Linked DNA regions of Homo sapiens: regions 1 and 3 are each linked to region 2. The links are chromatin contacts, found by Hi-C or POLR2A ChIA-PET in ENCODE. All regions are on one chromosome and are shown on one strand. The core of a region is the stretch at or near the end of the contact, and the rest is flanking DNA. Distances in the headings are between cores, read along the strand shown. Region 1 holds the start of STN1 (STN1 subunit of CST complex). Region 2 holds the start of PCGF6 (polycomb group ring finger 6). Region 3 holds the start of FBXL15 (F-box and leucine rich repeat protein 15).

Evidence for each region. Hi-C counts contacts between places; a loop is a spot of excess contacts on that map. ChIA-PET counts read pairs that join two places held with the same protein, here RNA polymerase II (POLR2A). Pooled maps may share reads with other maps.
Region 1: a pooled map shows a loop between it and region 2 (4-fold over the local background). The contact joins the promoter of STN1 here to the promoter of PCGF6 in region 2. A Hi-C loop is called at or near these places in 2 of 168 maps with a recorded cell type or tissue (both naive thymus-derived CD4-positive, alpha-beta T cell), 2 of 37 single-sample maps with no recorded cell type and 11 of 50 pooled maps. POLR2A ChIA-PET finds 5 or more read pairs at or near these places in 4 of 52 experiments (B cell, MCF 10A, activated T-cell and 1 more).
Region 3: a pooled map shows a loop between it and region 2 (5-fold over the local background). The contact joins the promoter of FBXL15 here to the promoter of PCGF6 in region 2. A Hi-C loop is called at or near these places in 1 of 37 single-sample maps with no recorded cell type and 6 of 50 pooled maps. POLR2A ChIA-PET finds 5 or more read pairs at or near these places in 1 of 52 experiments (HEK293T).

Annotation. Positions count from the first base shown.
Region 1 is chr10:103,915,145-103,919,433 of GRCh38, reverse strand. It overlaps STN1 (STN1 subunit of CST complex), which reads left to right and starts at 1,250. Exons shown (of 10, transcript NM_024928.5): 1 at 1,250-1,334; 2 at 1,778-1,972. The coding sequence starts at 1,840. RefSeq lists a silencer at 939-1,288 and enhancers at 1,029-1,323, 954-1,599, 1,459-1,788.
Region 2 is chr10:103,349,262-103,353,480 of GRCh38, reverse strand. PCGF6 (polycomb group ring finger 6) reads left to right here and starts at 2,341. Exons shown (of 10, transcript NM_001011663.2): 1 at 2,341-2,774. The coding sequence starts at 2,415. RefSeq lists a silencer at 2,213-2,442 and an enhancer at 2,608-3,113.
Region 3 is chr10:102,418,508-102,423,024 of GRCh38, reverse strand. It overlaps FBXL15 (F-box and leucine rich repeat protein 15), which reads right to left and starts at 2,189. Exons shown (of 4, transcript NM_024326.4): 1 at 1,843-2,189; 2 at 1,518-1,671; 3 at 733-1,238; 4 at 1-221. The coding sequence starts at 1,895. The coding sequence ends at 32. PSD (pleckstrin and Sec7 domain containing) reads left to right here and starts at 4,240. Exons shown (of 17, transcript NM_002779.5): 1 at 4,240-4,324. RefSeq lists enhancers at 32-81, 272-331, 562-891, 1,802-2,271 and a silencer at 1,392-1,561.

The DNA of each region.
Region 1 (4,289 bases), core at 1-2,500, 570 kb before region 2:
ACAGGTGTGAGCCACCGCGCCCAGCCAGTGTCTTCTCTTAATTAAATCTTAAACCCTACATTTCCTAGTGTTCATTGCAGTAGAATCTGGGCAATGTATTTTACCAAGGACTCTTGTTTTTGAGCTTCTTAAATGGCCGGGGAGGTAATTAAATGCCATGGGTCTAATGACACACACACTTTCCATTCCAGCGGCTCCAAGTTCCTTCTCTGATAAATAGTTTAGCAATTATCTCTTTGGCCACCACCTGCCTCCCCCGGGAATGGTCTGCCAGGGTGATCTGTACTCCCCTGCCATTTTCCAGAGTCTCTGTAAATTAGGAAGAATTCCTGACGTCTCGGGTAACGTAGCTCTTTATGGGAGTGGAACGTGGCTATCTTTCCTCACTTTAAAATAGAAATTCTGGAGACTAAGCACCATCAAGGTGGCCATGATTTACCAAAATGCCAGCTTTTCAAAGTTCTTAAGTGTACAACCTTCCAGACTGTAGACCGAACAAGGGTAAAGGAGACAAAATGTATTGTCATGATTTTGCACGGCTAGTCTCTGGCAGAGTCAAGACCTCACATTCACTCGAGGGCTCAAATTTAGATATTGACATCTCCAAGTGAAACTAGAGTCCTAAGTGTGTGAGTCAGGTCACTTACCAACTGTAAATGAACATTTAAAATATGCCACAATGCACTCGTGGCACTGCTTACTTTTTATCTGTTTTACATATCAGGAATCAAAAAGAAAAATAGTCTGATCCTGACCCAACCTCTAGGAGGCCCAGGTTCAGGGTCCCGCCACCAGCAGGAGGAGGGGTGAAAGGTGACTAGAAGAGCGGCGTTAGAACTGCAGGAATTTCAAGGTCGCCTCCTAGGCCTCAGCGGTGGAGGCTAGCACGAAGGCGGGGCTGCAGCGCTGCCTGAACCAAAAGTACGCTGCGCTGAGGCGGGGCACGGAACGGGCTGGACTTCGGCTGGATGGGGCCTAGCGGATGGTTGGGCCGCGGCGGGATGGGGCGGGGCTTCGGGCGGGATGGGGCGGGGCTTCGGGCAGGATGGGGCGTGGCCGCGGCGGGATGGGTGGGGTCTGGGTGGGATGAGGCGGGACTTCGGGAGAGATGGGGCGGAGCCGTGGCGAGGCGCTGCAGCAGAAAGGAAATGCGCTGGCGGGGAGACCGGGGTTGGTCCCTGGCGGGGCAGGGGGCGGGCTCAGGCCGGAACTCCAGAGACGACCTCAGCCAACTGCTCCTGCGCCGGGCGGGGTCGTCGCCGCCAGCGGCTCCGAGCGCCGGAAGGGCCAGGTCTCAGGGCTCCTGGAGCTGCAGGCGGCGGGAGGGGCTACAAGTGGGTCCATTTTTTAGTATCTTTTTTCCTCCTTTTCTTGGCTCATCCCCAAAAGCGGAAAGTTTAGGGCAGAGCGACAGTCAGACCCATCCACTATGCCCCAACACGTGCAGGGCTGCGAGGGCGCCCGTTCCTCCCGGGACCCCAAGCGGTTTCTGCTACGCCTGTACAGACGTATCTTCCCAGAGTGAAAGTTGATGTTTAGCCGTTCCGAAGTTGGTGCTTTGTGGGAAGGAGAACAGCGGGAGAGCCGTAAGGAACGCAGGCGTCCTGACGTGAGGAACGCCTCTTAACACGCCCCGTGGCATGGAGTTTGACAGGGCCCTGGATCCCTGCGTTCACCCCTCCTGGAGTCCTGGACGCCCACCTGGGAGCAGCGTCAGGGCCGTGCCACTTTGACCCACGTTAAACGCATTGCATCCTCATTTCTGTGTCCCATCTAGATGCTTGACTCAGTGATGCAGAACCTTTCAGAGTTAGCTGGAAGCCACAGCCCTGCCTCTTGATGCAGCCTGGATCCAGCCGGTGTGAAGAGGAGACCCCTTCCCTCTTGTGGGGTTTGGATCCTGTGTTTCTAGCCTTTGCAAAACTCTACATCAGGGATATCCTGGACATGAAGGAGTCCCGCCAGGTGCCAGGTATGTGGCTAGCCACCCTGGGATGCCCTGGGCTGCATCTGCCACCCTTTCCCAAAGTCTCAGAAAGCTGGGATTAGAGGCTTTTAGGAGAGCCTTCCCTGCTGCAGGCTTTGAAAGGGACCTAGCCTGGACCTTCGCATGAGTTCATTTATTTGCAAGGTAAAAAAAACAGTCTAAATCTTTTTTTTTTTTTTTTTTTTTTTAGTAGGTGTTTGGGGGAGTAACTTTTGTACTGGGGTTTTTACCTCCATTTAGGGTCTTTCATGCTTAAAAATGCTCATTTGTTTTTCTTTGGCCCTGCTCCTGTTGGAGAGATCGCTGGGCCAGATATTCCTAGGCCTGGCTCCTTTCCTAAATGTGCCACTTACCTGGTCCGGGCATGTGACTCACCTTCTGCAAAGTCTGGGTTTCTTTGTAAAAATGGAGCTTAACCCTGTGTAATGGAATCTTTTGATTCCTGATATGTAAAGGGGGTTTGTTTTCTTTTGAATTAAGCAGAATCAAAATATTATAAACTCCCTGAGAGGAAGAACATCATCTGTCTTGTTCACCTTTGTAATCCCAGGGCTTAGAACAGTGCCTGGCATATAGTGGGCCCTCAAATAGAAATAGCAGTTGAAGCAACAAGGCATTATACATGTAAAGTTTAAATTTTCTTTTTTTTTTTTTGTATTAGAATAGTGGCTACTAGAGATAGGCTTATCTTACCTAAAAATATAACAAGTATAGTTTGGGGTGGATTTAAATAATTCACGTAGCTGTGTAATAATTCACAAATAGCCACATGTTTACTGTGCTATTTGAGAAGTTTGGTTAAACTTTCTTTGCTATTTTGAGTGAAGCTTTCCAGTCAAGGTCCTTCTGAATAACAAACTATGAGTTAGAAGTAGTCAAGAATCTCAAGCATCCACAGTTTTAATGAGATAAGGTTTTGTTTGTTTCCAGTTAAATGTACAAATATATTTGGATGACCTTATGCTAATGCCTTTTGTACAGATTTTTCGCCACACCTTTATTTCCTAATTATTGTTGGAAATGGTCTGTGTTTTCCCTTGGAAGGCAGCCAACCTCCTCCACAGTTTTCCATTTTCCAGTCTGGTTTTCTTCATAGCTCATCTCTTCAGGAAGAAATTAATTCACACCAAATTCTAGCCTTGCTTAATGATCTTCTGCAGGTGAGAAAACAGGTACCAAGGACATGACAGGGGCTTAACTCTACCTGTAGGCAAAAGACTTTATGATGTGTTAAAAACAAACCAACAAAAACAGGACCAGTGATCTTTGATTTATCACTGGTGAGAATGTTTCCAAGGTGTTTTAAAAATGAAACCTCACGGTTAAAGCAGACATCAGCTGACAGATTGGATACTTTTAGACCTGGGGCCCCCAACCCCTGGGACCACAGACCACTACTGGTACATGGCCATTAGGAACTGGGCCACACAGCAGGAAGTGAGTGGTTGGCCAGTGAGCATTACTGCCTGAGCCCCACATCCTGTCACATCAGCAGCGGCATTACATTCTTTTAGGAGCGCAAACCTTATTGTGAACTGCACGTGTGAGGGATCTAGTTGCACACTCCTTAGGATAATCTAATGCCTCATGATCTGAGGTGGAACAGTTTCATCCCCAAACCGTTCCCCCAACCCCCATCCCCGGAAAAATTGTCTTCTACAAAACCGGTGTCAAAAAGGTTGGGGACCACTGCTTTAGACTATACCATAGTGTTCTGGGGGGTGGGGAATTCCACTCCTAGGTTTTTGTTTTGTTGTTGTGTTTGGTTCCATTTACTATAAAGGCAAAACTTTTGACTACATAAAATTTAGGATTGTTTAAACAGCAAAGAATATCTTAAACAAAATAACAAAGACAAACCCCAAAAATGATAAAATATGAAATGAATGTGTTGTGTGATAAAGAATTTCACTGACCTTTGCCCTTGGTTCCTGCAGGGTAACATCTAAATTATTATAGTTTCCTGAGTGATAGGAGCGTCATCATTATTCATGGTGCCCTCTCGAACCACACTTGAATTTATGCGAATCAGGTGGTTCATGCTGGATCCCTAGATAGTTTGGGGTGGGGCTGTCTATGCCTAAAAGACCAACTGTTCAATTAGAGAGTTGGGGGTTTTGAGCCAGATCATATCAGTCTGACCCTTTGGGAAGGGAGTGGGGCTGGAGATTGAGTTCAGTTATGTGGCCAATCATTCAGTTAATTGTGCCTACCTTATGAGACCTCAGTAAAAACTCTGGACACTGAGGGTCAGATGAGCTTCCCTAGTTGATAATCATGTGTTGGTGTGTCAGGGGGCAAG
Region 2 (4,219 bases), core at 1,092-3,591:
AACATCCACTTGAGGCACTCTTTTTCAATACTATAGTCGTTTTTATTTCCAGCCCTCTGGAGTCTACACCTCCTCCATGTTTTAGAAGACATTTTCTTCCTTCCATTCCTTCTTGGGTCTTGCAGACTTCAGTATCTCAAACTTGACCAGACGTTGGGACTGGAGAAGGAGAGGTGGGGTCTGGTCCAGAAGCAATGGGAATACTTAACTTGGTTCACTGTTCCCCAAGGAAACACCATGACTTGATTTCCTCATCAATTCCCTAGACAACACATTCAGCATTTTCTTTTTTTTGTTGTTGTTAGACCGGGTCTCGCTCTGGCGCCCAGGCTGGCAATGAGCTACCACCCCTGGCACACATTCAGCTATTTTATTTTATTTTATTGTATTTTAATTTTTTGAGACGGAGTCTCACTCTGTCGCCCAGGCTGGGGTGCAGTGGTGCGATCTCGGCTCACTGCAACCTTCGCCTCCCGGGTTCAAGTGATTCTCCTGCCTCAGCCTCCTGAGTAGCTGGGATTACAAGTGTGCACCACCATGCCCGGCTAATTTTCGTATTTTTAGTAGAGATGGAGTTTCACCATGTTGGTCAGGCTGGTCTCAAACTCCTGACCTCGTTACCCGCCCAACTCAGCCTCCCAAAGCATTGGGATTACAGGCATGAGCCACCTCGCTTGGCCATATTTTTAAAATTTATTTTTTTTTTGAGATGGAGTCTTGCTCTTGTTGCCCAGGCTGGAGTGCAGTGGTGTGATCTCGGCTCACCGCAACCTCCACCTCGTCTGTGTTCAAGTGATTCTCCTGCCTCAGCCTCTCGAGTAGCTGGGATTACAGGCATGCGCCACCATGCCCGGCTAATTTTGTATTTTTAGTAGAGATGGGGTTTCTCCATGTTGGTCAGGCTGGTCTCTAACTCCCAACCTCAGGCAATCCGCTTGCCTCAGCCTCCCAAAGTGCTGGGATTACAGGCGGGAGCCACTGTGCCTGGTCACATTCAGCTCTTAAATGTGACTTTGCCAGGCATTATTTGATTAGGAGCATTTGACTTCCCGAATCTTTCTTGCAGGCATCGTGACATTAGCTGGCATTATCTTAGCAAGGATAATGGTTTTTTTGTTTTTTGTTTTGTTTTGTTTTGTTTTGTTTTGTTTTGAGATGGAGTCTCACTCTGTAGCCCAGGCTGGAGTGCAGTGGCACGATCTTAGCTCACTGCAAGCTCCGCCTCCTGGGCTCAAGTGATTCTTCTGCCTTAGCCTCCCAAGTAGCTGGGATTACAGGCACGCGCCACCATGCCCAGCTAATTTTTGTATTTTTAGTAGAGACGGGGTTTCACCATGTTGGCTAGGCTGGTCTTGAACTCCTGACCTCATGATCTGCGCGCCTCGGCCTCCCAAAGTGCTGGGATTACAGGTGTGAGCCACCGCGCCCGGACTAGCAAGAATAATGTTAAGCCAACTCCAAACCTCTCTTAATAAAATTGGGCAATGGGGTGGGTTGTACCTGGGTGGGTCTGAGTTTCTGCTACAGTAGGCCCTCAATAAATGTTTGTTGGGCCCGGCGCCCTGGCTCAGGCCTGTAACCCAACACTTTGGGAGGCTGAGGCGGGTGGATCACCTGAGATCAGAAGTTTGAGACTAGCCTGGTCAACATGGTGAAACCCTGTCTCTACTGAAAATACAAAAGTTAGCTGGGCGTGGTGGCAGGCGCCAGTAGTCCCAGCTGCTTGGGAGCCTGAGGCAGAATCGCTTGGACCCGGGAGGCGGAGGTTGCAAGTGAGCGCCACTGCACTCCTGCCTGAGCGACAAGAGCGAAACTGTCTCAAAAAAAAAAAAAAAAAGCTTTTCGAATTCAATATAATGGGCTTTATGGGATGGGGTGACATGGATGATCTTTGAGTAGTGATTAGATTTTCACCTTGTATCAATACACTATATAATTCCTTAAAATAAATAAACGTACATACTTCAGAACAGGAACTTTATACTTCCTAAGGGAAATAATCTTGGATGGAGGTGATTTGCCACAGAGGAAATGCATAATTGGTACTCAAGTGGAAATGATTATTATTTGTGATGCAACGTCACATGCTACCTAGTTCAGTGCTCTGTGAATTAGGTGATGCAAACAGAATATTGTTGCTTGGAACGGTAGCAATTTTGCTGTTTTTAAAAGGCGGCGAAGAGAGCGTCCCCTTCCAAGGAGAAAATCTGGTGAGATTCCTTTAAAGTGCGGCCCGCGCGCCCCGCAGCCTGCCCCGGAGCTGCAGGGTTTGCGCCCCGCGGAGGTGAGGGCCGCTAAACCACATTTCCCGGCGAGCCCCTCAGGCTGCCGCGCCTGCGCAGTGGTGGCGTCCGAGGCCGGCCGAACTCCCGCGCTCTCCCGCCGCCTCGCCTCGCCTGGTGTCTCTCCCGACCATGGAGGGGGTCGCGGTGGTGACGGCGGGCAGCGTAGGCGCTGCCAAAACCGAGGGAGCTGCAGCCTTGCCGCCTCCGCCTCCTGTCTCCCCGCCCGCCCTCACCCCTGCACCCGCAGCGGGTGAGGAGGGACCGGCGCCTCTGTCTGAGACGGGGGCTCCCGGCTGCTCCGGCTCCCGGCCCCCTGAGCTGGAGCCGGAGCGCAGCCTGGGCCGCTTCAGAGGCCGCTTCGAGGACGAGGACGAGGAGTTGGAAGAAGAAGAGGAGCTGGAGGAGGAAGAAGAGGAGGAGGAGGAGGACATGAGTCACTTCTCGTTGAGGCTGGAGGGAGGCCGGCAGGACTCGGAGGACGAGGAGGAGGTATTTAGAGCCCCCGCGCGACCCCGCTGGGCCCAAGCGGCGTCAGGGACGTAGCTGGCCCTCGTCTGCCGGGCGCCGGCCCGATCCTAGTGCGCCGCCGCCGCGCGGAGCACTGGAGCGGACCTCCCCCGACCTCTGCCCCGGCTGCCTAGGCGTGTGGCGCCGACAGGCCTCCGGCCCGGCCTGGGTCTTTACCCGCTTATTTTGTGAAGTTCTTGCAGGTCACTTAGGCTCTGCGAGTCCAACTCATTCGTTCTGTTAATAATTATAATTATTTTGAGACAGGGTCTCCCAGGCTGGAGTGCAGTGGCGCGACCATGGCTCACTGCAGCCTCCAACTCCTGGCCTCAGGCGATCCTCCCGCCTCAGCCTCCGGAGTAGCTGGGACTACAGGCACGCGCCACCACGCCGGGCTAATTAAACATTTTTTTTTTTTTTTGTAGCGAGGAGGGCTCCCTATGTTCCCAGGCTGTTCTCGAACTCCTGGGTTCAAGAGATTCTCCCTCTCTGGCCTTCCGAAAGATTACATGCGTGAGCCACGTTGCCTGTCCTGTATAATTATTGAAGCTACTGCTTACTAGGCAGTAAAGATCCTTTTGTTTTGTTTTGTTTTGTTTTGTTTTTGAGACGGAGTCTCGCTCTGTCGCCCAGGCTGGAGTGCAGTGGCGCGATCTCGGCTCACTGCAACCTCCGCCTCCCAGGTTCAAGCGATTCTCCAGCCTCAGCCTTTAGAGTAGCTGGGACTACAAGGCGCCCGCCACCACGCCCGGCTTATTTTTTGTATTTTTAGTAGAGACGGGGTTTCACCGTGTTAGCCAGGATGGTCTCGATCTCCTGACCTCGTGATCCGCCCGCCTCGGCCTCCCAAAGTGCTGGGATTACAGGCGTGAGCCACTGCGCCCAGCGTAAAGATCCTTTTGAAACAATAATTTGGCTGGGCGCGGTGTGGCTCACGCCTATAATCCCCGCACTTTGGGAGGCCGAGGCAGGCGAAACACGAGGTCAGGAGTTCAGCCTGACCAAAGCGGTGAAACCCCTTCTCTACTGAAAATACAAAAAGTAGCGGGGCGTGGTGGCACGCGCCTGTAATCTCAGCTACTCAGGAGGCTGAGGTAGGAGAATCACTTGAATCTGGGAGGCGGAGGTTGCAGTGAGCCGAGATCTTGCCGCTGCACTCCAGTCTGGGCGACAGAGGCAGACTCCCTCTCAAAAAAAAAAAAAAAAAAACGGAAAGAAAGAAACAATAATTTATATTGTGTTATTATTGTAACTTTCAGTAGTCTTTTAATGGGTTGGAGGTGTATGTTTCCATGTTGCAATGACATTTTGAGATTATGGTTTAAGGTTTTGAAGAAGGTGGACTGAGCGCGGTGGCTCATGCTTGTAATCCTAGCACTTTGGGAGGCCTTGGCGGGTGGATCACCTGAGGCCAGGGGTTCGAGACC
Region 3 (4,517 bases), core at 940-3,439, 930 kb after region 2:
CAGTCCAGCTGTGCTCCGATTGGCAGGCGGGTCAGACCTGCAGGTTGACAAAAGGTGCGAAGCCCGCCATATCCTGCAGCAGCACCAGGGCCTGGTGCAGCGGCGGCTCCACGTCGATGTCCACGCCGCGCTTCCGCAAGCGGCTCAGGCTGGACTCCGCCACATGGTGGCAGTGCCGCACCCGCAGCGAACGCAGCACGGGGCAGTACTCGGCCAATGTCCTGAGGGAGGAGCAGGGTGAGGCTAGGGACATGAGGCCACCACACCTTTGGTGGGGTAAGGTGGAGGCCCGGGCTCACTCAGCCTCGGACTGGCTCCGGCAAAATCCCGGTCTCCCTCCAGCTCGGGGCAGGGGCATACTTTTTCCGTCCCTACACAAGGGAGGCGCCTGGATTGGCTTCCAGTGAGCTGGAGACTTCCTGTCTCATTTAAGGGGGGAACCTGGCCCTCAGCTCCGCCTAGGATTGCAAGATCTCCCCCTTGTTGAAGAAAAGCCAGAAGTCGACTTTCTATGTGAAATCTCCCAATGTGTAAACATTGGTTGAAAAAAGTTTTTAAACTATGGGCTCTCTGGCCTAGGCAATCCTAGAGGCCCTTTCTGTTCAGAATGGGGGTGCTGTGGTTTGCAGGAAGATTCAGAACCCTCAGTCCGGCCTTTTAACAACTACAGCCCGCCCCATACCAGCAGAGGCTAAGTGACTGCCCTCCTCCCGCCCTATCAGGCCCAGGCACCTGACACCGTCGCTTCCGACGCGGAGGCAGCCGGTGAGGTCAAGGTGGTGGAGTTCTGGGCAGTTCCGAGCCAACTCTTGAACCGCGGCGTCCCCCACGTTGGCGTTGACGGCCAGAGAGAGGCTGCGGAGACCAGCGCCGCGCCTCTGCGCCAGGTACACGATGGCCTCGTCCTTGAGCTGGCGGCAGGCGGTGAGATCCAGCTCCTCCAGGGCCGGGCAGCGATCAGCGAGGCCGCGCAGCGCCAGCCCGTCCACCCAGTCACAGTGCGCGAGCGACAGGCGCTGCAGGCGTGGGCAGCCCTCGGCCAAAGCCCCAAGCGCCCGGCGACTCAGTTGCCCGCAGCCGCCCAACGCCACACTCCGCAGCTGCGGATTCCGCGCCAGCACCGGCACCAGGTCCTCGTCTGACAGCCATTCGTGACACGGCGCCAGTGCCAGCTCCTGCAGCCCCTCGGCATCCCGCAGCAGCCGGGCCAATGCGGCCCGCGGGATCTGCGGACCCACCTGCGGGCGGGGAGGCACCCCAACTCTCAGCCCGTCCCGCACTCCTCAGCCGCCTATGCACCCCTGACCTGAGTTCTTTTCTGGCAGCCTCCTGCTCTCCCAGGAGAGACCCCACTTTCCCTCTGAGTCGCTACCGAGTATTTGCCCTTTGGTGCGTGGATCCCTTCCGGGCAGCCCCGGCGGCCCAAGGGGGTCCAGAAGGGCATACTGCGGGGCTGGGGGCTGGGCTAGAGGCGGGGCGGTACCCAGGCAGGGGCGGGGCTTCAGCCCCCGGCTCACCTGCGCGGCATCGAAGCGACGCAGCCCGGCCAGGTGAAGCTGCACCAGCGACCGGAAGGCCCGGCTAACGCGCTGCAGCCGGAGCAGCTGGCGCAGCGGGACCCGGTTCAGGACGTGTGGGAGCAGCACGTCTTCCCAGGGCAGGTCCAGGAACCTGCGAGTAAAGGGGCGTTGGCACTGGCGTCCCGGGGCCACTATTACCTGCGAGTCCGCCTCCGTTATGTTCCTGCGCCCCAGCTCCCAAGAGCGGCCCCCAGACCCAGCCCCGGCTCGGCTCCCCTCCCTCAGGTTCCTCTTCCCTCTCGGCCCCTCCGGTGCTCGGTACCTGACGGCTCCGGGCTCTTGCTCCCCTCCGGACGGCTCCATCGGTGGCTCCATCGGCTGTCTATTGCGCGTGCGCAGTAAGATTTTCTCGCTTTGGCCTTGGAGTGGCCGCACCAAACCCGCCTCCTTGGCCTGTAGAGACAGACCTATTTAATCGAGTGCCGTCTCACCGAGGATCCGATCTGAAAGCTTTTCGGGTGGACCCCGAAACGGAGGCGGAACAGACCGGTGGTGTAACATTAGGCCTCGCCTTCTCGGCTACAGGGCTTGAGGCCTGAAGCTGGAGAATGCGGTGGGCATCAGAGACTGGCTTCTGTCGTCCTCTTGAGCCAGTAGCCGCCTCTGAGCGAAGTGGTGGTGGGAGGAGCAGGCAAGGCCAAACGCGGAGGGGGCGGAGCCAGGACTCTTAGGTTACCGGCCTCTCCTCTGCCCTCTGGTCGCGTTTAGCGACTTTGAAAAACGGGGAGAAACTATCCAGGCTCTTACTGTCTGCCACGTAGCAGGTGTTCAATAAGTAATTGTTGAAATAATGAATGAATTGGCGAGGCTATAATGTTTCCCTCATCAAGTAAACCTGCTCAAACCTCCCATTCCTGATTAATTATGAAGAGCTATCCAGCCTCTTCCACTTCGTAACAGTTTGGGCCGCGTTTCCGCCGGGGGAGAGAGATGTAGGGGGCGCGAAGAAAGACTATATTTCCAACTGGGTCCCTTTCATTTCCTCCAAAGGTCCAGAGTCCTAAGAAGAATGAGAGCTCAGCTCAGCCCGCCAGTGGTAGTGCTTCTCGGCTGGCCTTGGGTTTAGTTGTAGGGTCTGGGGCTGGGTCCGCCCTGGGACAATGACGCCCCAGACCTCTGGACTCAGCTTCAGGGCTGCCTCTCACCGCGTCCCCAGGTCCCAGTCCCAGGATCCGCTTCGGGGAACCCCAGGAGTAGTGCCTTCCCCCATCATCCACGGGATGGGTGTGGGGGGATGTGAAGGACGCGAGAGCCACTGCACCGCTGACGGTCTGGCGCTCCGGTGCAACCGCTTCAGCTGGCTCATCACAACGAAAACCACTTCTCATCTGTTATCTCGTCAAGGCTTCGGGCACCTCTGAAAGGTGGGCAGGTCTATGCTATCAGTCCATTTTAAAGATGGGGAAACCGAGGCCCTGGAGAGGAAGCCCCTTGTCCAGAATCAAGCCAGACGGGAATAGAGAACCCAGACATCTGGTTTTCCCAGAATTCCTTCCACGTTTCCCCACCCCGCAAGGCAGCGAGAAGGGAGAAGCTAGCAGCGGGGAGAGACAAGAAAGGGGTCAAGTTAGGTGAGGGCTTGCTATCTCTTCTTCCTCAGCCTGCTTAGGGAGGGGGTAGCTGGGAGGACAGACCCCTGCAAAGATAGAGCCACGTGAGCGCGCACCACCTCCGGCCGCGCGCCTCGTCCCCCTCCCCTCTTTGTTCGCGCCTCTGCGCCTGCGCAGTGCGACAAATCTGGCGCTGTCCCCTTCAGCACCACGCGGAGTCCGCGCCGCCCCTCCCCGCGGTGAGCCCCGCGCGCCCCCGCCTCGCACGTCCTCGCGCCCCCTGACTGCCCGAACAGACCCCTTCTTCCTTCCGAGGTCACCATCTGCCCGCCCTGGCCCTCCCAAAGAGAGTAGTTGCCATAGTAACTCCAGCGGCTCTTTCTTAAAATAGCAGGGCCCCCTTCTACCCTGGCCAAGGGCACAAGGGTTGCCGGTCCCCCACGTCTTCCGGTCCCTAGTTCATCCCGTCTAACCTCTTACCCCTGGGCAGGCGTGACGACACCTAACTCAGGCAGCAAGGAAGTTCTTCCTGAAGTCTGATTTAACATCCCCCTGCTGCATCCTGGGAGGGTGGTCAGGGTTGGATCTCCTGGGTCCGAGACTCAAAACCCCTGGCGGGTTCAAGACGGTGTTCCCTAGATCTCCTTTCCATAGTTGATGGTCTCCTGGATTTAGGGGGCGGGTCCAGTCTACACCCATACCGTGTGCTTGGCGCGGCCGCGTGCTCGTGGGGGCGGGAGCGCGTGTGGCATGTAACAGGTCATGTGGCAGCCTCCTAGGGACACGCGTGGGGTCTGGAGCGGGACACGCGTGTGCAGCCGGGCCTTACGTGTGGCTCAAGGGGCGGTGGGCGAGAGAGACGTGGACACAAGTGGGGTGGGGCACGTGAGGGTCTGGGGAATAGAACCAGGGGTTCCATGCGCCCTCCTCCTTGTCTGGGGCGGGTCTTAGGTTGGCGGGAGAGCCCAGCGGGGACCTAGCGACAAGGGGGGCTGGCAGCCTCCGGGGCTCTGGGCCCTGGGAGAGGGCGGGGGGTGGGGGGGATTAGCGTTGCCTGAGCGGCGCGTAGGGGGTAGGGGGAGGGACTGAGAGGCGGGCGGGCCTGGAGCAAACGGGAGCCGCGCTGCCTTCACAGCTCAGCTGGGCCCAGCCTCTCCTCTGTCTCTCCTCGGTCTCAGCTCTGGGCGAGCAGCGGTGAGTACTGAGGTGGCATTGAGTTGGGGCTGCACCGGGTATGCGCTGGGACCCCGTTGAGCTTCCGGAACCTGCCTGGCAGGGTTGCTACTCCTGACCTCTGCCCCTCCCCTGCATTGCCACCAGAGGCCCCTTTACCTGGTTATGGTCTCTCCTGGGCGGGATCTGTCTTACCCCTGGGGAGAGAGGGAGA